Linked DNA regions of Homo sapiens: all the other regions are linked to region 5. The links are chromatin contacts, found by Hi-C or POLR2A ChIA-PET in ENCODE. All regions are on one chromosome and are shown on one strand. The core of a region is the stretch at or near the end of the contact, and the rest is flanking DNA. Distances in the headings are between cores, read along the strand shown. Region 1 overlaps ADD3 (adducin 3). Region 2 holds the start of SMC3 (structural maintenance of chromosomes 3). Region 3 has its middle 28 kb from the start of PDCD4-AS1. Region 4 holds the start of PDZD8 (PDZ domain containing 8). Region 5 holds the start of NHLRC2 (NHL repeat containing 2). Region 6 holds the start of MXI1 (MAX interactor 1, dimerization protein). Region 7 holds the start of XPNPEP1 (X-prolyl aminopeptidase 1).

What was found. A loop is a pair of places that touch in the nucleus more often than their neighbours do. ChIA-PET counts read pairs that join two places held with the same protein, here RNA polymerase II (POLR2A). Pooled maps may share reads with other maps.
Region 1: a loop to region 5 is called in a map with no recorded cell type, with 4 times the contacts of the local background. The contact joins the enhancer-like site here to the promoter of NHLRC2 in region 5. A Hi-C loop is called at or near these places in 2 of 37 single-sample maps with no recorded cell type and 4 of 50 pooled maps.
Region 2: a pooled map shows a loop between it and region 5 (6-fold over the local background). The contact joins the promoter of SMC3 here to the promoter of NHLRC2 in region 5. A Hi-C loop is called at or near these places in 1 of 37 single-sample maps with no recorded cell type and 4 of 50 pooled maps. POLR2A ChIA-PET finds 5 or more read pairs at or near these places in 1 of 52 experiments (activated CD4-positive, alpha-beta T cell).
Region 3: a map with no recorded cell type shows a loop between it and region 5 (5-fold over the local background). The contact joins the enhancer-like site here to the promoter of NHLRC2 in region 5. A Hi-C loop is called at or near these places in 2 of 37 single-sample maps with no recorded cell type and 3 of 50 pooled maps.
Region 4: a map of B cell shows a loop between it and region 5 (28-fold over the local background). The contact joins the promoter of PDZD8 here to the promoter of NHLRC2 in region 5. A Hi-C loop is called at or near these places in 2 of 168 maps with a recorded cell type or tissue (B cell and naive thymus-derived CD4-positive, alpha-beta T cell), 4 of 37 single-sample maps with no recorded cell type and 7 of 50 pooled maps. POLR2A ChIA-PET finds 5 or more read pairs at or near these places in 1 of 52 experiments (CD8-positive, alpha-beta memory T cell).
Region 6: a pooled map shows a loop between it and region 5 (8-fold over the local background). The contact joins the promoter of MXI1 here to the promoter of NHLRC2 in region 5. A Hi-C loop is called at or near these places in 6 of 50 pooled maps.
Region 7: a pooled map shows a loop between it and region 5 (6-fold over the local background). The contact joins the promoter of XPNPEP1 here to the promoter of NHLRC2 in region 5. A Hi-C loop is called at or near these places in 2 of 37 single-sample maps with no recorded cell type and 7 of 50 pooled maps.

The regions. Positions count from the first base shown.
Region 1 is chr10:110,066,674-110,069,460 of GRCh38, reverse strand. The region is part of intron 1 of ADD3 (adducin 3); the gene reads right to left. Among named protein-coding and RNA genes, the nearest start is that of ADD3-AS1, 60 kb to the right of the region's middle. Within about 2 kb of position 1,325, at least 11 of the 41 ENCODE cell types and tissues checked have a DNase peak (open chromatin) inside an H3K27ac peak, as active enhancers do.
Region 2 is chr10:110,566,423-110,569,174 of GRCh38, reverse strand. It overlaps SMC3 (structural maintenance of chromosomes 3), which reads right to left and starts at 1,480. Exons shown (of 29, transcript NM_005445.4): 1 at 1,344-1,480; 2 at 162-237. The coding sequence starts at 1,358. LOC105378483 (a long non-coding RNA gene) reads left to right here and starts at 1,867. Exons shown (of 2, transcript XR_946318.2): 1 at 1,867-2,142. RefSeq lists a silencer at 871-1,160 and enhancers at 1,501-1,600, 1,611-1,660, 2,475-2,752.
Region 3 is chr10:110,841,768-110,844,467 of GRCh38, reverse strand. No RefSeq gene overlaps it. Among named protein-coding and RNA genes, the nearest start is that of PDCD4-AS1, 28 kb to the left of the region's middle. RefSeq lists enhancers at 571-730, 1,091-1,140, 1,291-1,350, 1,361-1,430, 1,501-1,560 and 2 more. Within about 2 kb of position 1,272, at least 10 of the 41 ENCODE cell types and tissues checked have a DNase peak (open chromatin) inside an H3K27ac peak, as active enhancers do.
Region 4 is chr10:117,373,946-117,376,846 of GRCh38, reverse strand. PDZD8 (PDZ domain containing 8) reads left to right here and starts at 1,407. Exons shown (of 5, transcript NM_173791.5): 1 at 1,407-2,491. The coding sequence starts at 1,620. RefSeq lists an enhancer at 967-1,086 and silencers at 1,317-1,636, 1,737-1,916.
Region 5 is chr10:113,853,316-113,856,073 of GRCh38, reverse strand. It overlaps NHLRC2 (NHL repeat containing 2), which reads right to left and starts at 1,413. Exons shown (of 11, transcript NM_198514.4): 1 at 1,024-1,413. The coding sequence starts at 1,201. DCLRE1A (DNA cross-link repair 1A) reads left to right here and starts at 1,992. Exons shown (of 9, transcript NM_014881.5): 1 at 1,992-2,758. RefSeq lists an enhancer at 229-933 and a silencer at 944-1,303.
Region 6 is chr10:110,206,199-110,208,898 of GRCh38, reverse strand. MXI1 (MAX interactor 1, dimerization protein) reads right to left here and starts at 1,294. Exons shown (of 6, transcript NM_130439.3): 1 at 817-1,294. The coding sequence starts at 1,090. RefSeq lists a silencer at 1,044-1,123.
Region 7 is chr10:109,922,188-109,925,005 of GRCh38, reverse strand. XPNPEP1 (X-prolyl aminopeptidase 1) reads left to right here and starts at 1,495. Exons shown (of 21, transcript NM_020383.4): 1 at 1,495-1,604. The coding sequence starts at 1,573. RefSeq lists a silencer at 1,280-1,819.

The sequences.
Region 1 (2,787 bases), core at 76-2,575, 3.8 Mb after region 5:
ACTTTTGTGGATTGAAAAATGGGCTAAGGTGATTAAATATACATTTAAAGCTGAAAGGGATGATATGTTAAATTGCTGAGACTGGGTCACTCATTTGATCAACTTACTATTGATGAGAAAATGCCACAGGGTTAATGTTTAAGATGCTTCCACACTGAAGTACAAATAAATAACAAATCTTCCATTTTTATGAAGAAGAATATGCAGATCATTTACAGCATATACAATCATGACAACCTGAGAGGAAAAATCCTTTAAAATGGAAAAATTAAGGTAGGATTATTTATGTAAATTATTTAAAGATTCCTTGCCAGGTTGTCTTAAATAGTAATCGCACCTGCATTTAACCATGTTATACTGAGATACAGGCAATTTTTTTTTTTTAAGACAGGGTCCCACTCTATTGCCCAGGCTGGGTGCAGCGGCATGATCATGGCTCACTGCAGCCACAACCTCCCCGGGCTCAAATAATCCTCCCAGCTCAGCCTCCCAAGTAGCTGGGACCACAGGCTCACATGACCACGCCCAGCTAATTTTTCTATTTTTTGCAGAGACGAGGTCTCACCACGTTGCCCAGGCTGATCTCAAACTCCTGCGCTCAAGTGATCCAGCTCCCTCAGCCTCCCAAAGTGCTGGGATTACAGGAATAAGCCACCATGACCAGCCACTAGCCAACTTTTTAGGAGCATATACTTTATATAAAGCAAGGGCTGTAAGTACTTTATACTAATGAATTCACACCTACAACATCTAAACTTTGACAAAAAAGAAAAAATCCTTTTGCCTTTCAAAACGTTCACTTCAGGAGTTTAATCCTGGAGTAGGAAATCCTCAATGAATTCTTTGGACAGTGTATATGTACAGCTGTCCCTAGGTATCCATCAGGGATTAGTTCTAGGACCTCCCATGGCCACCAAAATCCAGGATGCTCAAGTCTCTGATATAAAATGAAGTGGTATCTGCATAAAACTTTGTACTTCCTCCTGAATACTTTGAATCATCTCTAGATTACTTATGATGCCTAATACAATGTAAATGCTATGTAAGTAGTTATTCTGTATTTTTACTCTAATATTTTCAATCTGTGGTTGGTTGAATCTGAGAATGCGAAACCCTCAGAAGTGGAGGGCCAACTGTAACTTCCTCAGAAGATTCAGAGAAAGGAGGGGGGGAGGTGGAAAAGCTCATGACAATTGCTTCTGAACTTCTGAGAAGCAAAGTGACAGGAGCAGTACAAAAACTCGGTGGAAGCGGGAAAAGGAGGAGCTAAGAAACCAGATGAAGAGACAATATAGGGAGCCAAGGGTGACATGAGATAAGGGGATCAAGTAACTGTGGCAGCCAAAGACGCTGGGCCACACCCATAGAGAGCTATGTGGCTTATTTCAAGGGGGTGGAACACTGAGCAAGTGAACAATTTTGGTTTTGTTTAACTGAAAGGTTGCACAATCCTGTAAATGGGGGAAGGAAAGGGGGTGTTTTTCCAGTATAGAGAAAGTTAGGATAAATAGTTATCCCTTTAAAAAATATTAAACAAAGAGAAGTAATAACTAAATCATTCAAAGGAATATGAAAAAAACAAAGCAAATCAAAGCAAAAATAATCTAGCATTGTTGGTGTTTTAGAAAAGCGATGTATACCTTATACATGAAAATGAAAAACTGAGAACCTTGAGGAAAGAAATATAAACTCTATGTAAACCCAGAACATTACTTATTGACTGTCATGATGAAGCTTTTTATCTTGTGGACCATGCCATCCTTCAAACTACAAGATCCCCATAAAGTACACTGACACGAATTTTGGGGTATGTGGATCAGTGTAAGGTTCTTCCTCACTCCAACTTTAAATATGGCAGCTTATAGAAATAATTCTCAATGACTGGATTCTTAAAACTTAATCCAAGATAAGCAATACTGTGACTCCTGTGGGATATTTCCAAGTTATTAATCTGAAACAGTTCTCAACCTCTTTAAACTCATTCCTGCTGGTCCAATATAATAAATGATATGATGCTTTAAATAAAAAGGGGAGGTGGAGGGAAGAAAGAAGGCCCAAGTTAGCACCTCTGAAGTTGCTTTAAAGTTTATAAAAACTGCAAATGAGAAGTAATAACATAATATACATTTATTGTATTTTTCAATCATGTGGCTAGAAACTACAGAAATAATTTTAGAAAGGCTTTCTTCCAGGTGCAAATTACTTTATTTGATTTCACGTTTAACAGTTACTGCCTTTACTACACTCTAGGAAATGAAAGTTGAAAAATATTTCAGGTTTTTTATAGATGATTTATTAATCAAATCTACTGATTTTTCTAAGCATTAATATCTTCCTACAGGAATTTTTTTAAAAGGCACTATACAGTTAACAAGCATTTGCTTTCACCATAATACAAAAGTCAAGGTGTGCTTGCTAAACCAGAAACCAATCAGTGCACCTAGACCCGTGTTCTTAACACAGTCAGAACAGAGCAACCAAGTGTAGCTTTAATATTTTGGCTTACCAGTTTGTAAACAAAAATTTGTAGCTAGAGTGCAAAAGAGGGATCTAAATATACAAACCTCTCTCAACATAATGTCATTATATAGATCACACCACTAGTAAGAAACGCTCATGGAAATACTCGTTTTAGAATTTCCAAAAAATTCTAGACAATTATATCTCAAAGAAATATAAGCTGCTTAAAATTTACAAAAGAATTTCAGAGTCATAGTCAACAACTAGAAACCAGGTTTTCTTCTACTCACAAATTGTGGGCTATGCTTATCGAAGCCTGTAACAGAC
Region 2 (2,752 bases), core at 231-2,730, 3.3 Mb after region 5:
CAATTCATCAGTGCAATAAGACAGAAAAGTTATTTCACGCAGAAAAATATAACTTAATATTCAAAGACAATTCCTGTCTCCTTAAGCCAATATAGAAATGGACAGAATTTACATTATCTGTATAGACTATAAATATGACCGAGTAAACCAAGAACACTTACCAATCACATTATGTTTTGAACTGAAGGGATCTACAATTGTTTGATCTCTGTAACTTCGAAAACCCTGGATAATCACCTAGTAAATAAAAAACATTTTTGAGAACCCACCCCACAAAAAAAATTAACATTTTTCTCTTGCATTTCTTTCTTGTTTTTCATTTAATGCAATATAGAAAACTCGAAATTTCATATAAGAAAAATTCATTTTGGAAAGTGGTGATTAAAAATCTGCTAAAAAAAAAAAAAGGTACTTTTATCGGTAATCTTTGCCAAGGCAATGCTGCTGGGTTTTATTTTTTTTTAGGAGTTATGCTGTCAACCTGTTAAGGACCTTTCAAAATCAAAAACACTGTGTGAGCTTAACTGAACCCTAAACGCTGCAGTACAATAGCAAGTCTATAAAAGCAGGCCGACGGGCCCCAGCTCTCCTGACTCCAAGACCACCGAGTGCTGCTTTCAGTCACTCACGCCGGCCAGCCTGAAAGAACCCACGTTCCAAAGAAGGAGTGCTCAGAGCCCGACAGACCCAACAGAAAACCGTCTCCAAGGCCGTGTGCCTGGGCTCATCTTTGTGGTGGAGTCCCGCGCGGGAAGACCATTTTGACAGAAGTAAACAACCGAGGGAGGCGGCGCTCCGTATCCTGCAAGCAGGAGGGTCCCGCTCACTTCGCGGGTTAACTGGGGAGAAGAACGGCTCCCCGCAGTGACAGGTGACGACACCCCAGCCAATGCCCCCAGGGCCGCCCCCGGGCCGGGGAAGCCACCTTTCCACACATCCCAGGCACATGGGCCGTGTGAGGCCACCCCTGCAGGACCACACAGCCCTTCCCGCCCGCGGCCGCCCCGGCGGGGTGCCCCCCGCCAGCTCTGGGGCCACCCAGGAAGGCCCAGTCCCTCCCAGCGGCCCGCCCGCCGGCCCTTCCACACCTCTCGGAGATCCTGCCTCTCCCAGACAAGCGCCAGCAGGGAGGCCGGGGCTGCAAAGGAGTGCCCCAATTCTCCGCGACCCCGCAGCCGGGGCACTAGCGGGACCCGGGTCTCCCTCCTCCCCCACAGTCCCCGCCCAGCCCTGGTCCAGCCTGTGGAGACAGGGGAGAGGCTGCGGGTGGCGCCGCAACACTCCCGCCTCAAGGAGCGGCCCTTACCGGCCCATGACGGGGTGGAGGGACGCGAAGGCCTTACCTGCTTTATGTACATGATTCCGGGCCCCTGGCCTGGAAGGAGACCTGCCCCGGAGCAGCAACCGCACGGCCGCAGGGTCAGGTGAGGCGCCTACGCGACCCCTCCCCCAAAGCGCCGCTCGCTCCCCTCAGCCAAACAAAATGGCGGCGCTCGTGGGGGCGGAGTCCGCGCCTCGGACGGAACCACCTTGCAGCCTTCACAGGGCGTAGGAGGAGTCAAGTTCAGGTCTGCTCTTTCTTTTAGGCAAAACCAGTCCTCCACAGCGTTTTTTGGTGGATTTCTTTTGAATCTAGAATTCTGTAGCTAACGCTTTCCTGAGACTTAGTCAAAAGCTTCACTCGGAAAATCTATGACCGTAGGGTTGGTCCGTACCACCTCCGAGCGCGGGGCCAATGGTCGCGTCCACAAAGGGGGAAAGGTTCCGCGCCAAAGCCAAGAGGGAGACTCCGAGGGCCAGTAGCGCCGCGGGCTGTCGGCCACGTGATTCCGCGCTGTTTAAAAAAGCGGACCTCGCGCGCACTGTGCTAGCCTTGGAACACATGGAATGCTGGTGATTCTTGGAATTCTGTGTGCGGAGTCACTGCTGCCCCTTTGTTATCGCTCTCCATAGGAACGTTTACAATCTTAGCACGCCCCAAGCTGGTTACGAATTGCCCACTCGGAGGACAACCCCGAAGGGATTTGTCAATGCTCGAAAATTTGTTTTAATAATGTGATGATTAATTCCGTCGGGAACTGTTTCTGTTCTACCATCTGCTATAAATCTAGGCAGATCTGTACAATTGCAACAAAGATTTAGGTAAGGCTGAAAGCTTTTAATCCACTTTAAAAACAAAAGAAAACAGCCTGAAAGATACTAGGTGCTAGTGGCAACCCTAGGTCTGTCTGATCCTTGTCAGTCTTGGGAGAAAAACATCATTTGTTTAGAAAATGAATCTCTGGGCTGCTCTGAAATTACTTGCTGGGAAGAGAACAAAATAACTACCCAAATCATCCCCAGCCCCACCCCCGCCCGCTGCTGGAGACAATTCTGGCCCTAATTATTTCTAGATTGAACTATTTTTAGTAGCCTCCTAACTGCCTCTGCTAACCAGGGTATCTCCCTAGGAGTCCTTTATCTGGAGCCCGGATCAAATCCTATCCAGCCCTTGGTTTAAAAAAATAAATAGGCCTGGTCGAGTGGCTCAAGCGTGTAATCCCAGCACTTTGGGAGGCTGAGGGGGGAGGATCACCTGAGGTCACGAGTTCAAGACCAGCCTGGCCAGCATGGCGAAACCCCCGTCTCTACTCGAAATACAAAAATTAGCTGGGCGTCGTGGCGGGTGCCTGTAATCCCAGTTAGTCGGGAGGCTGGGGCAGGAGAATTGCTTGAATCCAGGAGGCAGAGGTTGCAGTGAGCCAAGATCGCG
Region 3 (2,700 bases), core at 23-2,522, 3.0 Mb after region 5:
GAGATTCAGGTAGAGAAGTGACCACCCCCCACCTTGTGATTGACAGCAAGTCTCCACTCTTATTTTCTTCCCAAAAACCTCTGGCACGCACAAGGCACACATCAAATGCACAGATGGGAAAACCGAAGCAACAGAAGGTAAACATTTGCCTACATCTCAGAATGAGTTCATTGTGGATTTGACCCAGGAACTCAAGGTCCTGATTCCCAGCATGGAGATCTGTCCCTGAGCCAGAAAGCTCTGTTCTTCCTAGGCTTGCATACAGTGATGGTGAGAGATCTCACGGGCAAACGGGGCACACCTTTTGCACCCCTCCTCCCTAGGCCGCTCCTTATCAGACAGGTTTGAGGGGAAGTTCCCAAACTGCCAGAGAGAATCAGCACTTCCCAGTCAGGCTTTGTTCCCTCCTGGCTGTGGTCATCCGTTTGGGGTAACCCCAAAGAATAAATGCTGGAGAGGTTTATTTCCCCCAACAATCCAAAGAGCAGGGGCCCCACCCTAGAGCTCTCTATTGTCAGGTGGGTGTGGCAGGGCACTCAGGTAGTAGAGATGATGGTGGCCTCCTCCTTGGCCTGTGAACACTGGTTCCTGGAAGTTCAGCCACTTAACAGAGAAATTTGAAAAACAGAGCTTGAAAATAAACCCAAACAAAAATTCATGAACTCCAGCCAGCATACTCACTCTCAGGTGGCTGGGCAGGTGTGAGCAAGGATCAGGCCTTCGGACACTGGGAGGTGTTGCCCCAACATCAGGAACCAGTTCACACAGACCAGAAGCCATCCCAGTGTCCCCGCTCCCACTATGCTCTTCTCCAATGTTGGGCTGTGAGCTCCCTAAGGATTTTTCCAACACCTCTCAGTACCTCTGTACTGTCCCTCAGGAGAATTATTCCAGAATATAGAGTCAAGTAGAACAATCTCCCCAGATAACCTGGAATGCTCTCTCCAGCCTAAGGACAGAGCATGTTTTTTTTTTTTTTCTTTCTGCCTTGGCTCCCAGGAGGCTTCTAGTCACATCTCTTGCTGTATGAGCCCTTACAGACCATATATTTGCTGCCTCCAACTTTCTTCAATCCTTGTTTATAATTTTTTGTTGTCTTAATCTGGACACATGGCATCATGTATGTGCAACATCTCTACTCCATGTTGGAAACAGGTGGCAGGCAAGTCAACAATCTAGTTTCACTCAGGAAGGAGAGGTCACAAGTGCAATCCGGCTAGCATTTTGGGGCTGTGGGAAATCCCCTTTTGATCACTCCCCTTTGTCCCCAAGTCCCCTGAGAGCAGAAAGCAAGCTGCTTCTCTTTCTTCTCCTCCCTGAAACAGGAGGAACTTGAGCAGCCCCCGGGGCCCTCCTTCCTCTCTTGCCCTCAGACTCAGCTCCCCTGGAATATTCTCCCAAGTGAGAAGAAGGAAGAAACAGTATTTCTCTGGGTATAGTGCTGTGGGTGGAGGCCTTTCTTTACTTTCCAGGGAGGAGAGGTACTGGAGAAATCAGTTTCTGGAATTTAACAATCAGGAATTCAGCCATAGGTAACTGCAGTATTGCTAAATTAGACTTTCTAATTTATCCAAGCAGCTCTGGGCAGACCCAGAGTCTAGAGGCTTTAGGGAGAGGCAGGAACAGGAGGTAGGCAGTGGAGAATAGTGGCTAAGAGTGTGGTTTGACAGTCATGTGGACCTGGGTTTGAATCCCAACTCTGCCACTTACTGGTCGTCTGACCCTTGACAAACCACTTTGTCTCTCGGAGCCTCATTTTCCATCTATGAAATGGGGAGAATAACAGTACCTGCTTCTCCAGTTGTGAAGAGGCCAAGAGACAGTGCCCCTATGGAGTACACTAAGTGTGCCATGCAGGGGGACTCAGGAATCAGCAGGGCCGAGCTGACAGCAGTAGTGTCTTGTGGAAGAGGGAGAGAAAGTGTGTGTGACCCCAGAGTTCCTCGCTGACAGCAACGCGGCCCTGGGCAGTGGCCCTGTTCCTTGTTTCTCCTCTGAGTAAGGATTGCTGACTCCACACAGCTCTCTGTCTTCAGCAGCAGGGCTTCCATCAGATCTCGAGGAGCTGTTTAATAACCACAACACTTCCAGCCATTAACAAAGATAAAGACAGCATTGGAAAATTGACTTTTGCCTGAGCACAGTAAGTACGAACCCAACTAAAAATCATAACACATGCTCCCAAACCCAGTTCGATGACTGTGACACGCTCCCACCCCCATCCTTCGCCGCCTCCCCCACCCACCAGCTGCCACCAGCCCCTTCTGCCATGGCCATGCTGGTCTCCTTTTCTCTGCCTCCTACTGTCAAGCCTTTTTCACACTAAAGTGCCCCTACCTTCAATGGCCCTACCACCCAGTAAAATAAATGCTGCTTCTATTCCAGGAGCTACTGGGGAAGTCCCTGGTTGACATCTAGGGCAGTGTTTCTCTAAGTGTCATCGGTGGACTGCACCTGCATTGAATTACCCCCCAGGCTTGCTAAGATGCAAATGCCTGGGTCCTCCCCGTGACCTAATGAGTCAGAATCTCCATGGGGGCGCCAGGAATATGCATTTTTAGCAAGCTCACCAGGTGCGGCTGATGCACCCAAAGCATGAGAATCCATGATTTCTCTTGAGTCCCTTGCTGAGTGCCAAAGTCCAGCTAGGACCAGACCTGGAAAATTCACACGATAATGTAATCGAAATATCATAAACTC
Region 4 (2,901 bases), core at 158-2,657, 3.5 Mb before region 5:
TATAGACGGGTTTCACCATGTTGGCCAGGCTGGTCTCGATCTCTTGACCTCGTGATCTGCCCGCCTCGGCCTCCCAAAGTGCTGGGATTACAGGCGTGAGCCACCACGCCCGGCCGGCTTGAAGGTTTTCAAGGGCTAGAGAGGAGCCCTGCCCTGGCTCCTTAGGTACAGCCAGAATCGGCCTTTAAGGTATGGGATATCTGACTCCTGCAGGACTGGAACTCCACGTGCTTGGAGGGATAAGCATTTATGATGTAACCACTAAGTAGTCAGAGGGCAGGAGGAGTAACGCTGTTGCTGGGCAACCTGGCTTAGCTTCGTGGCTTTGGTTAAGGTGCTACTCTATGCAAAATTCCTTGCCGTCTTCCCTAATCCGCCTCCCCAATTCTCCCTTCCTGAACATTAGGGAACCCACTGGCCTGCTTACAACTGAAGCAGTTTCTGTGTTAGGGCAGAGAGTAGTGATCAAGACATTAGGGTTTAGTGTTAGATAAACCAGGCTCCACTCTGCGGCCCCACGCAACCTCCCCACGCTCTCTGCACCAGTGTTGGCATCTGTCAAGTGGGTGGGGGCTAACAGTGAATAACTGCCTCATAGATGGACTACCGGCTTAACCAGAGACTGACAGCGGGTCGCATATTAATCTTCCAATCACTTGGCAAACTCGTTTCACTATGCATCTCTCCTCCTGGCTGTTCTTTCAACTTCCTCCTCCCTGAAATTTCGAAGATCCACCTCGGTGGGAAAGTCATTCCGCGTGGCGCGCCCTTTCCCTGCGTCCCTCCTTCCCAGGGCCCACCCTCCGCGGACGCAGAGCGTCTGCCGGGGGGACGGCAGGTCCGCGATGGCTGCCTCTGAGGCAGTCGGTCCCCTCTCGCCGTGGGCTTGGGAAGCGTCCGAAAGGCCCGCTCGGATCGTCTGCGGTGCTGCCCGCAGGGAAAGCGCCGCTGCCAGCCGGGCTGTCACGGGTGCGAGTGGAAGAAGCACACCGCAGGATGAGCGACGCCGCTGCAGAGGTAACCGCGGGGACTGCGGCCAGAGACGGGGGATGGGCGCAGCCGAGGATAACGGGATGGCCGGCATCCGGAACGCGTCAGGCCCGCTCCGCCGGACCGCCTTATCCTCCAGCCCGCGTCCCCAGCCGTCCTCCCAGATCCCGACCGCAGCTCCAGAAGTGACGGCCACGTGGGTGGCGGCGCGCGCCGCGGGGATTGGAATGTTGGCGTGGGGGGACGAGGTTGGAAGGGCCGCAGAGAAGTAAAGGAGGACCCGCGTCCGCGTGCCCGGGCGCCGACTGCTGGGCGACGCCGCCGGGAGCGAGCACGCCTCTGACGTCACGCGCTGCTCGTCCAATGAGTGGAGGCCTGAGGGAGGCGCCGGTCCCGGCCCCGCTGCCGCCGCCGCCACACCGGCCCTTCGGGAGCGTCTGAGGAGGCGCGGGCCGCTGCGGGCTCGGGCGCCGCAGCGCGCCGGCCCGAGCCCCTGGACGAGGCCCACGGAGCCGCTCGCCCCGACCCAGCCGCCCGATGTCCTCAAAATGGAGGCAGCGGGGGCGGCGGCGTGAAGAAAGCGGCGCTGTGGGCGCGGGAGTAGGGGCCCGGGCGGAGGCGGTGGCGGGATGGGGCTGCTGCTCATGATCCTGGCGTCGGCCGTGCTGGGTTCCTTCCTCACGCTCCTCGCCCAGTTCTTCCTGCTGTACCGCAGACAGCCCGAGCCGCCGGCGGACGAGGCCGCCCGCGCGGGCGAGGGCTTCCGCTACATCAAGCCAGTGCCGGGCCTGCTCCTAAGGGAGTACCTTTATGGCGGCGGCCGGGATGAGGAGCCCTCCGGAGCGGCCCCTGAGGGCGGCGCGACCCCCACCGCGGCCCCCGAGACCCCCGCCCCGCCGACGCGGGAGACTTGCTACTTCCTCAACGCCACCATCCTATTCCTGTTCCGGGAGTTGCGGGACACCGCGCTGACCCGCCGCTGGGTCACCAAGAAGATCAAGGTGGAGTTCGAGGAGCTGCTGCAGACCAAGACGGCCGGGCGCCTGCTGGAGGGGCTGAGCCTGCGGGACGTGTTCCTGGGCGAGACGGTGCCCTTCATCAAGACCATCCGGCTCGTGCGGCCAGTCGTGCCCTCGGCCACCGGGGAGCCCGATGGCCCTGAAGGGGAGGCGCTGCCCGCCGCCTGCCCCGAGGAGCTGGCCTTCGAGGCGGAGGTGGAGTACAACGGGGGCTTCCACCTGGCCATCGACGTGGACCTGGTCTTCGGCAAGTCCGCCTACTTGTTTGTCAAGCTGTCCCGCGTGGTGGGAAGGCTGCGCTTGGTCTTTACGCGCGTGCCCTTCACCCACTGGTTCTTCTCCTTCGTGGAAGACCCGCTGATCGACTTCGAGGTGCGCTCCCAGTTTGAAGGGCGGCCCATGCCCCAGCTCACCTCCATCATCGTCAACCAGCTCAAGAAGATCATCAAGCGCAAGCACACCCTACCGAATTACAAGATCAGGTGAGCTGGAGGTCGGGGAGGGGGCCTGGCTGCCGGGAACCCGGGCCTGGGCGGGACGCTGCGTGGATTGGGAAGGGCAAAGGCTCATTTCTGTCCTGGCGCCTGCTTCTGGGGCCTTCCCACCCTGGACAGGGCCCCAGATCAAGGCGAGTCGTGAACACTTGCTTTGCTTCCGAACGGCATTGATAGGAGCTAGAAACCTTTTCGCGTGTTCATGGGGACTCAGGGTGCTGTCAACGCGGGCAGAATCGTCTCCTTTTATAAGCAGCATATTGGAAATGGAAGGGAAGCCTACCCTAATCCCCAGGAGTCGCTTCTGGGACTGTTGAGAAACTCTCCCTCTATGTGGTTGCTGCATTGAGGGCAGCCGCGTCACTGGCTTTGCAGCATCCCCTTGGCCGCTTTGAGAA
Region 5 (2,758 bases), core at 164-2,663:
GATTCCGATTTTTAAAAGTATTAGTTTCACGACTTTGAACGGAGAAGCACAGTACAGCTAAGAAACCAGCAAATCCAGGGCCTGTATAATCCAACTGGGGCAGTTATCAGCTGTGAGGCCCTGGGCATGTGACTTAACCTCTCTGTGCTTCCATTTCCTCAACTGTGAAAGGGGAATGATAGGAGCACCTCACTGGGATATAGAGGTAATTGAATAAGGTAATATCTCCTCAAGTGTTTAGGTATCCCCTCAAGTGTTTAGGACTGTGTGTGGCAGGCCGGGCGCGGTGGCTCACGCCTGTAATCCCAGCACTTTGGGAAACGGAGGCGGGAGGATCACTTGAAATCAGGAGGTCGAGACCAGCCTGGCCAACATAGTGAAACGCCGTCTCTACTAAAAATACAAACAAAACAAAACAAAACAAAACAAAACAAAACAACTAGCCAGGCGTGGTGGCGCGGGCCTGTAGTCCCAGCTACTCCGGAGGCTGAGGCAGGTGAATCGCCTGAACCTGGGAGGCGGAGGTTGCAGTGAGCCAAGATCACGCCACTGTACTCCAGCCTGGGAGACAGAGCGAGACTCCGTATCAAAAAAAAACAAAAAAAAACCCTGTGTGTGATACATGAAAAAGTGATCAATAAATGTCAAGATGATGCAGAAAGATGACCAGAAGACACTGGGGAACCAGATTGAATGGACAGAATGGTGTGGACGTTGCAATCATTGCCACCGGGGACACTAAATATTCACGGAGTGTCCACTTGGCTAATATCAGGCGCGGGCGGAACTCAGGATACACAGACGAGTATGTGGATCCCCGTGCCAGGGAAACCCCCGTCGGTGGCCGCTTGGGGACCCCTGGGAATTGCAGAACACGCGAACAGCGGCCCAAGTTAGGCGAAGGGCCACTCCCCGGGGCGCCAGCGGCACAAACCCGCCTAGCCCACCGCTTCGCGGGAGGGCGCCGTCCCCGAGGAAGGGGAGGTGCCGGGAGGGGCCCCCACCCCGACGCCAGCCCCTCACCTTCCGGAAACTCGGGTACTGACAAGTCCTGCTCCCAGCCGTCCACCTTCTGCAGATACTGGTAGACCAGGCTGTCCTTCTCCTGCTGGGTAACGGCGTCGAGCAGGGCGTACTCTAGCGAGGTCTGCGCGGGGAGCAGGCCGGAGAGGCTGCGGCCCCGGCCTCCGGGCGCCGCCATGTTTCCGCCGGGCTCCCGATGCGGCCGCCGGGCCCGCGGGAGAGTCTCGCTGGGAGAGACGAAACGTTCACTGTCCTGTGGTTTCCAAACGGCGCATTCACCTCACCCTCCACTAGCCCCACTCCACGCCAATGACACTTTTTTCTTTTTAAAGCATAGGTCCAAGTGCCAAAAGTCCAAATCGGCGCAGTTCCCGGGGACGTAATTAAACTGCCGTCCGACCCACCCCGCCCCTTTTCGGTCCCCACGCCGCAGCCGAGCCTGGACATTGAGAGCGTCAGATTCAACATGGAATAAGGCCTTAGGGACAGCGTCCCAGAGGCGCTAAGGGAAACATCCCCAACCCTCCACATTGGGAATTAGCGGACTTTCGAACACAAATAAAATACAATAAATCCGTAGGACTTAAAAGGGCAATGTATTTTTAAAAATTATTTTTAAAGTCTCTCTCTTTGAACAGCATCCGCCGATTCGACACGGCACTGGCAGCGGGAACTTGTTCCCGCCAAGACCCTAAAGGTAAAGCGGGTAGGGATAACCTCCAGAGAGAAGGCTTTGTAAACTGGAAGTGACTGGCGCGAGTGGCTTTCACTTATACACAAACACAGCGTTTTGTCATCTGGGAGTGCTGAAAGTGCGGGCGCGAACACATTTTTAGATGGGGGTGCCGGGAGGAGCGGATGCAGCTGGAGCGGCTCCCTTGGGGTGCCGAGTGGCAGGTGGGGGGCGGTGAGGGTCCTTGAGGGCGGGCCTTAGAGTCTTCAGAAGGGCAGGACTCTGAGGGCTTTTTGGAGCTCGCTATGCTTAACCTGGAGATGATTAAGGCCCCGCTTCCTGGCCTCCCAGCCTCTAATGCCAAAAGATAAGGGAGAGGCTGGCGTGTGACCCCGTTTTGAGTCAGGTGGACAGAGGGCTGGCCACCTTCGGAACCATGGGTGCAATACGGAGTCAGACCTCAATACAAGCCCACTCTTTCACATATTTGAACTTTTTTCACATATCAACTTTTTTTGTTCACTGTGCAGGGATTGTTCATTGCTGCTGGAGGAAGATCATGGACTGTCGCGGGAAACTGAAGTGGTTGAGTATCCACTAGTCGTGGATGAGGGCAGTGACTTCGCAGTTTTTTGCGAATTACACATCTCTTTGATTATGTTGTGACTAGTTTTGTTAGATAGTCATTTAGTGTTTGGGATACCTGTTAAGCCCTTTGTCCAGGGACTGTGGTTGGATTTATGAATTATTTGGACGGTTGTCCACTTGAAAGAACTGACAGTAGCTTCATAACAATGTTACAAATCTCGTTCTAAGATTAAGCTGTTGAACCTATATTTGCCATTAGCGCTTAATTTTTGAAGTATTATTTTTATGAATCAAGCCCTGGAAAAGGACAAGATATTTGAATGAAATAGCACCCATAATGGAGAACTTCACAGTTGCTACTCCTGTGATAGGTTTATCTTAGTTTCATTGTGGTATAAATGGAATAGCAGGTGTTGTCAGGTACAAGGTTTGTAGCTTGCCAATATGTTCATTACCAACACTGCAGATTCCCAT
Region 6 (2,700 bases), core at 45-2,544, 3.6 Mb after region 5:
CCCACACCTTCTTCCCCAACTATTGTTTCTCAAAGATCCCAAAGTTTCCTTCTAGCCGCGTCCCCACGGCCAAGTTTCCCGGGCTCAGGACGGCGTGTCCGGGGCGAGCTGCTGGCGTTGCTTGGCCCCGCCGGCCTCCTTCTTTGGGGGGGGGGGGGCGGCGGTGGCACCCCACGGCAACGGACGTGCAGGGGGACTGTGTCCGTAGACGTGATGGCCTGAGCCCAGTCCTGCTGCTAGAGGGAAGGAAAAAGGCGAAGTAGGAGGGAGAGAGAGAGACAGAGCCGAGCCCACGCCGTGGAGAGCTGTTTGGTTGTTATTGTTGTAGTGTGTGTCTGTGTGTTTTCTTTCTGGAACCTCTGAGCTCTGCCTATGGTTTCCAACTTTCGGCTTCTAATCCCCACCCCACCCAGGAACGAGCAACAGAAAAACAACACTTGTCTGCCTGAGAAGGCTCCGGAAAAAAAAAAAAAAAAAAGGAAGAAAAGCGACCTCAAAGAGATGAGCTCTCGGCTCAGTTGTCAGCAAACAACAACACTCCCCCGCTCCTCCGCTGGGCCATCCTCCCAGCCCCAGCCCGCCGGAGAGGACAGACCGACGCACCGACAGGCCCCTCTCCCCCTCGCCCGTCTTTGTTACATCTTTAGCAGCTTTGTGCGTGCGTGTCCTTTCTCCGGTGTCATCGGCTTTACTGCCAAGGGCTGGATGTGTATGTTGGGCGGGGGGGGGACGGGCCGAGCTCGCAACAGGGGTCGCCCAAGTGGGCGAGAAAGAAAGAACCGGGCGCCGAGGAAGAGCAGGGGCCCCCAAACTTACTTTTGTTTTCTTTCTCGATCTGCTCCAGGTAGCTGGCGGCCTCGAGCAGAATCTGCACGTTCTGCAGAAAAGTGTTGATGTGCTTCTCCATCGAGTTCTCGCTGGTGTTGAAAATGTCTGAGAAGGGGCACCTGGGCTTGGCCCCAGCGGGGTCCTCGGGCAGGGCCGGGGGCTGGGGCGCGGCCACGGCGGGGGGCACAGCCGGGGGCGCGGCGGGGGCCAGCCCCGCGCCCTCGCAGCGCGCCTCCTTGCGCGGCCGCCCGCGTTTGCCCATGGAGGAGCGGGGGTCCGCCGAGCTCGTCCTCTAACGGGGCTGCGCGGCCCGGCCGAGCTCCGGGCCCCCAGGGAGACCCGGCCGGCTGGAGCAGAGAAGGCGCCGGGGCGAAAAGCCGGCCTGACTTCCCGAGCCTCGCTGCCTGCAGTTGTGTGTGTGAGTGTATGGGAGTGTGTGTCGGTCTCGCTGTGAGTCTGTGTGTATGGGAGATTGAATGAACCTACAGGACAGACGGAGGCACTCTGGCGCCTGGGTCCTAGTGCGAGCCTGTCGCCATCGGACCGGTCAAAATAAAAGGTGGAGACTAGCGAGCGAGGCAGGGACCGCCCCTGCCCGTCCCCGCAGGCTTCCCTGCCTCTCCCCAAGGCTTACCACAGAGTAGAACACTGTCTTTTAACCGGAATGGAAAAAAATACCTGATGTCTCTGGGTGCACCTGCATAAAAACAAACTACTTTTTTCACAGAAAAATAATGCCTCAGAAAGTGTCCAGCACAATGCCTGGCACATAGTTAGGTCCCCATACATGGTGGCTGCTATGACTTAAAAATAAATAAATAAAAGCTCCCCAATCCAAATGGGAAGAAGGGAACCAGTGTGTAACCAGAAGATCCCCCCACCCCCAACACAAACACTCCTACTCACAGACACACATACATACGTAATCACGCACACACTTGCGAGGCACCTGTGTGTGCCTTCACACAGTCAAATGAAATCCCAGGCCGTCCAAATCCGAGTTACAGATTTACTCATGCCTTTCTCCCTTCAAATGCAAAGTTATTTTCCAGAAGTGGGAGGAGATGTCAGCATCCCTCTCCACACTCCTCTGCCCAGCCTTGGTTCAGCTGTGCAAAGCTCACACCAGGATGCCTCCACACCTGGCTCCCTTTAATTTGAGAGGCAGAAGTGGCAGCTCAGGAACCACCCCCCTCCCCAGCTGAATTCCACCTTTTGCCTCTGAAAACCCCTACCCCAGCTGACATTGTTTCACTGCCACTGCTGTCCGCAATCATGGATGCTTTCCAGCCCTGGGAAGTACTGGAGGTGTCAGGGGATGATTGAAGGCTGCTCTAGGGTGCCATAGGAAAGGGTTCAAATCCCAGCTCTGCTGCATACAGACTGTGTGAGCTTGGACAAGTCCCTTAACCTCTCTTGGCCTAAGTTTCCACATCATTGAAATGTGTGATAAGATGCTTGTGTATTGTATCTGACTTAGCACACTCTGGCCCATGGTAAGCTCTTTTTCTTCCAATCCAGACCCAGGCAAGAGCCTGAGTCCCCTATTCTGATGTAACTTGTATCTAAGAAAGGAACAAGATGTAGTGAACAAGACTCTTCTGCACTTCCTTGGAAAATATCTCTATGACAAGCCCATCTAAATATGGTTACTTTGCAAGGTCACCTGGAGTTTTCCTCCAGGGGAACCATTTATATAGAGGACAAAGACAATGCTGCCCCCTGGAGGTGTGCGATGCAGCCACCCTACTCAAAGGCAGCTTCATACACATTGTCATAAAAACTCTTGATGGCCGGACGCAGTGGCTCACGCCTGTAATCCCAGCACTTTGGGAGGCCAAAGCGGGCAGATCACCTGAGGTTGGGAGTTCG
Region 7 (2,818 bases), core at 246-2,745, 3.9 Mb after region 5:
AAAATGTGGTCACTTTCATTTAGTGCCAGGTGTTGTTCTAAGCACCAGGGAAATAACAATGAACAAGAGAGCCACCATCCCTGCTTTTGAGGAGTGCACATTCTGAAACATTCATTTCTGCAGAAAATATATAATGAGAACTTATGACATGTTAGATATTGTTCATCATTAAACAAAACAGAAACAATCTGCACTGATGGTTTTGTTGTGTGCGTGGGTGGTGGCAGGAGAGGGGGAAGAATACAGTACACATAAGTACATTAAAAGAATCCTGTTAAAAGGTGGTAAGTGCTATGGAAAAAATGAAGTAGGGTAAGGCGGATTAGGAATATTGGAATGATTTACAAATTTAAATAGGATGGTCAGGGTAGGTGATACTTGAACGAAGACTTGAAGGAAAATGAGGAAGGGAGCCTCAATATTTGGGGGATGAGCAAGTCCAAAAGCCCTGGGACATGAGTGTACCCTGCTTTTTCAAGGAGAGCCAGGAGGCCATTTCAGCTGAAGAAGAGTGAGGAAGGTGAGAACAGGAGGAAATGTGGCTGGGGGTAGATCAAATGGAGCTTTTATGCTGCGTGAAACGAGAAATTAATGGAAAGTGCTGAGCAAAGAAGTGACCTGGTGTCACGCTTCAAAGGACTGGTCTGGCGGCTTTGTTCAGGCTGGACTGTGCAGGTGCGGGATGGTGAGGGGATATTTGGGGGGCTGCTGTAACCACACGGGTGGGGTGGTACAACCCTCTGATGCACATCAGAGGGTAGGAGGTGGAGGTGGTGTGACACGGCCAGATTAGGGGTCTATTTTGGAGGCAGGGCCAACAAGATTTTGCTGGCAGATTAGATGTGGGGTGTGAAAGAGAAGAGGCAGGGAGGATTCCTAAATTTTGCCTCTTAAGAATAGAGTAGCCATTGATTGAGATGGCAAAGAAGACTGGTGGAGAACGTTTTTGCTTTGCTTCGGTGCATTGGGAGTTCCAGGAGTTCCGTTTGGACGTTAAGTTTGAAGGGGCTATTTACTATCCAAGCGGAGCGGAGAGCTGGATTTTGAAGCTCTCTGGGAACATACTTTTGGGGACATTTCTAAAGCTTGAGACCCTGTTCCAAAGCCTCGAAGACCCTGTCGAGGTTCTTCCGGAGCCGGCCACGTCCCTCTCTTCTCAGCCCTCCTAAATTAAGCCGGAAAATCCCTGGGACAGTAGCCCCTTTATTCGGCAAAGCCCTTTTTCCTCTTTGAGGAATGACGACAAAAACGAACAAAAATGAAGACACTCAGCAGCACTGCGTCCTTTCCCCGCTCGCTGCAGGGAGAGGCAATGCGGACTGGTGTGGAAGGGCAGGCCCCGCTCTGGGCCGCAGGCGCTGCGGCCGCGAACCCCAGGTCCGGGAGTGTGGGCGGGGCCTGCGTGTGGGCGGGGCCGCGGCGCCAGCGCCCGCCACGGGCGAGGGCGTGGCCGACCCGGCGCTAGCCCGCCCGCCCGCCCGCCGGCTCTCGCGCCTCCTTCGCGCCGGCCCTTCCGCGGGTGATCAGCTGGTCTGCGCTCCCCTGACGTGGGCTGGGGCACGTCACCGCCGAATGGCAGCCTCCAGAAAGCCACCGCGAGTAAGGTGAGGGCACTCCGCCGGCAGCCGGCGTCCGGGCAGCGTGCAGCCCTCGCTGCGCGGCCGCGCGTGTTGCACCTCGGCGGGCAGGGACGCGCGGGTGAGGAGCCCGGCCCGCCGCAGTCTGGCGAGGGCCGCGCTCGCCGGAGCCCCGGAACAGGAGCCGGGGGAAGGGGTCCATGAGGCCGGGCGAGATCCGGTTCGTTTCCGGAGGGTCGGTGGGCACGGGGCGGCCCGAGTCTGGTTCCTGGACGCGTATGCCCGCGGAACTGCTGCACTCGGCCTGAGGGGGCGGCGGCCGTCACAGTTCCTGGCCCGCGGGAAGGCCCCGTTCTTGGAGGAAGTTGGCCCCTCTTCGTGTCCGGGGAGGTGGGCGAGCCTTTGCCCTCGCTTCTGTTACCCAGGAATCTAAACCTCAAGTTACAATCTCGACAATACTGACTCCTGCAATTCACTCTACTGATCTGTCACCGCCACAAGGATAGACGGTCGCGGGCCCCTCCCTACCCAAATGGTTTCAGAGGCTGTGTAAGGGAATATTTTGGTATAATCTCCAGGAAAATCCCCCCAGTAGCCTGCCCTGGGCTCTCCTTGGGCATAGGAGGGTGAGACAGATAATTTCCCGGCCTCAAGTTAAACATGTTTTAGTTTATTCCCCTGCCATAACCAGGATGTACTTATCAGAGCCTCTGACAAAGTGGGAGACGGAGAGAGGTGTTCAGAGTTCATGGAGGCCACAGGCCAGACTCCCTGGCCATCCCCAAGGGGTCACCCACCTGCTAACCACTTGAGACATGAATGCACTCACTTTGCAGCATGGCCAGGCTTTCTTGCTGAACACAGACCATGGCTCCTGCTTGTGTTTGTGAGTAGGGGGGTCCCAAACCTACCTTGACCTGGATTTGCCGTTGCCACAGCTTGTTAAGGGTGAGCAGAAAACCAGACCCACCCTGTGGAAGTATGTGGGAGGGGTGGAGAACTTCCATCTGGAAGGAGCTTCCTGTAAGTGAAGTGCTGGAAATGGAGTCAGGCAAGTGGATAATGATGAGTTAGGCTGTAGGCCTCAGGTGGTCTTTAGGGGGCCAAGGTGATCTGTGCTAGATTTATAGACTCACAGCCTTTTAGGAGCAGAAGAGTCTTTTCTACACCAGCTGGTAGAGTCTTTTTTACCTCAAAGGAAAGTCCAGTGAAAGGCTGAGAGAGGGGAAGCCATTTTCCAC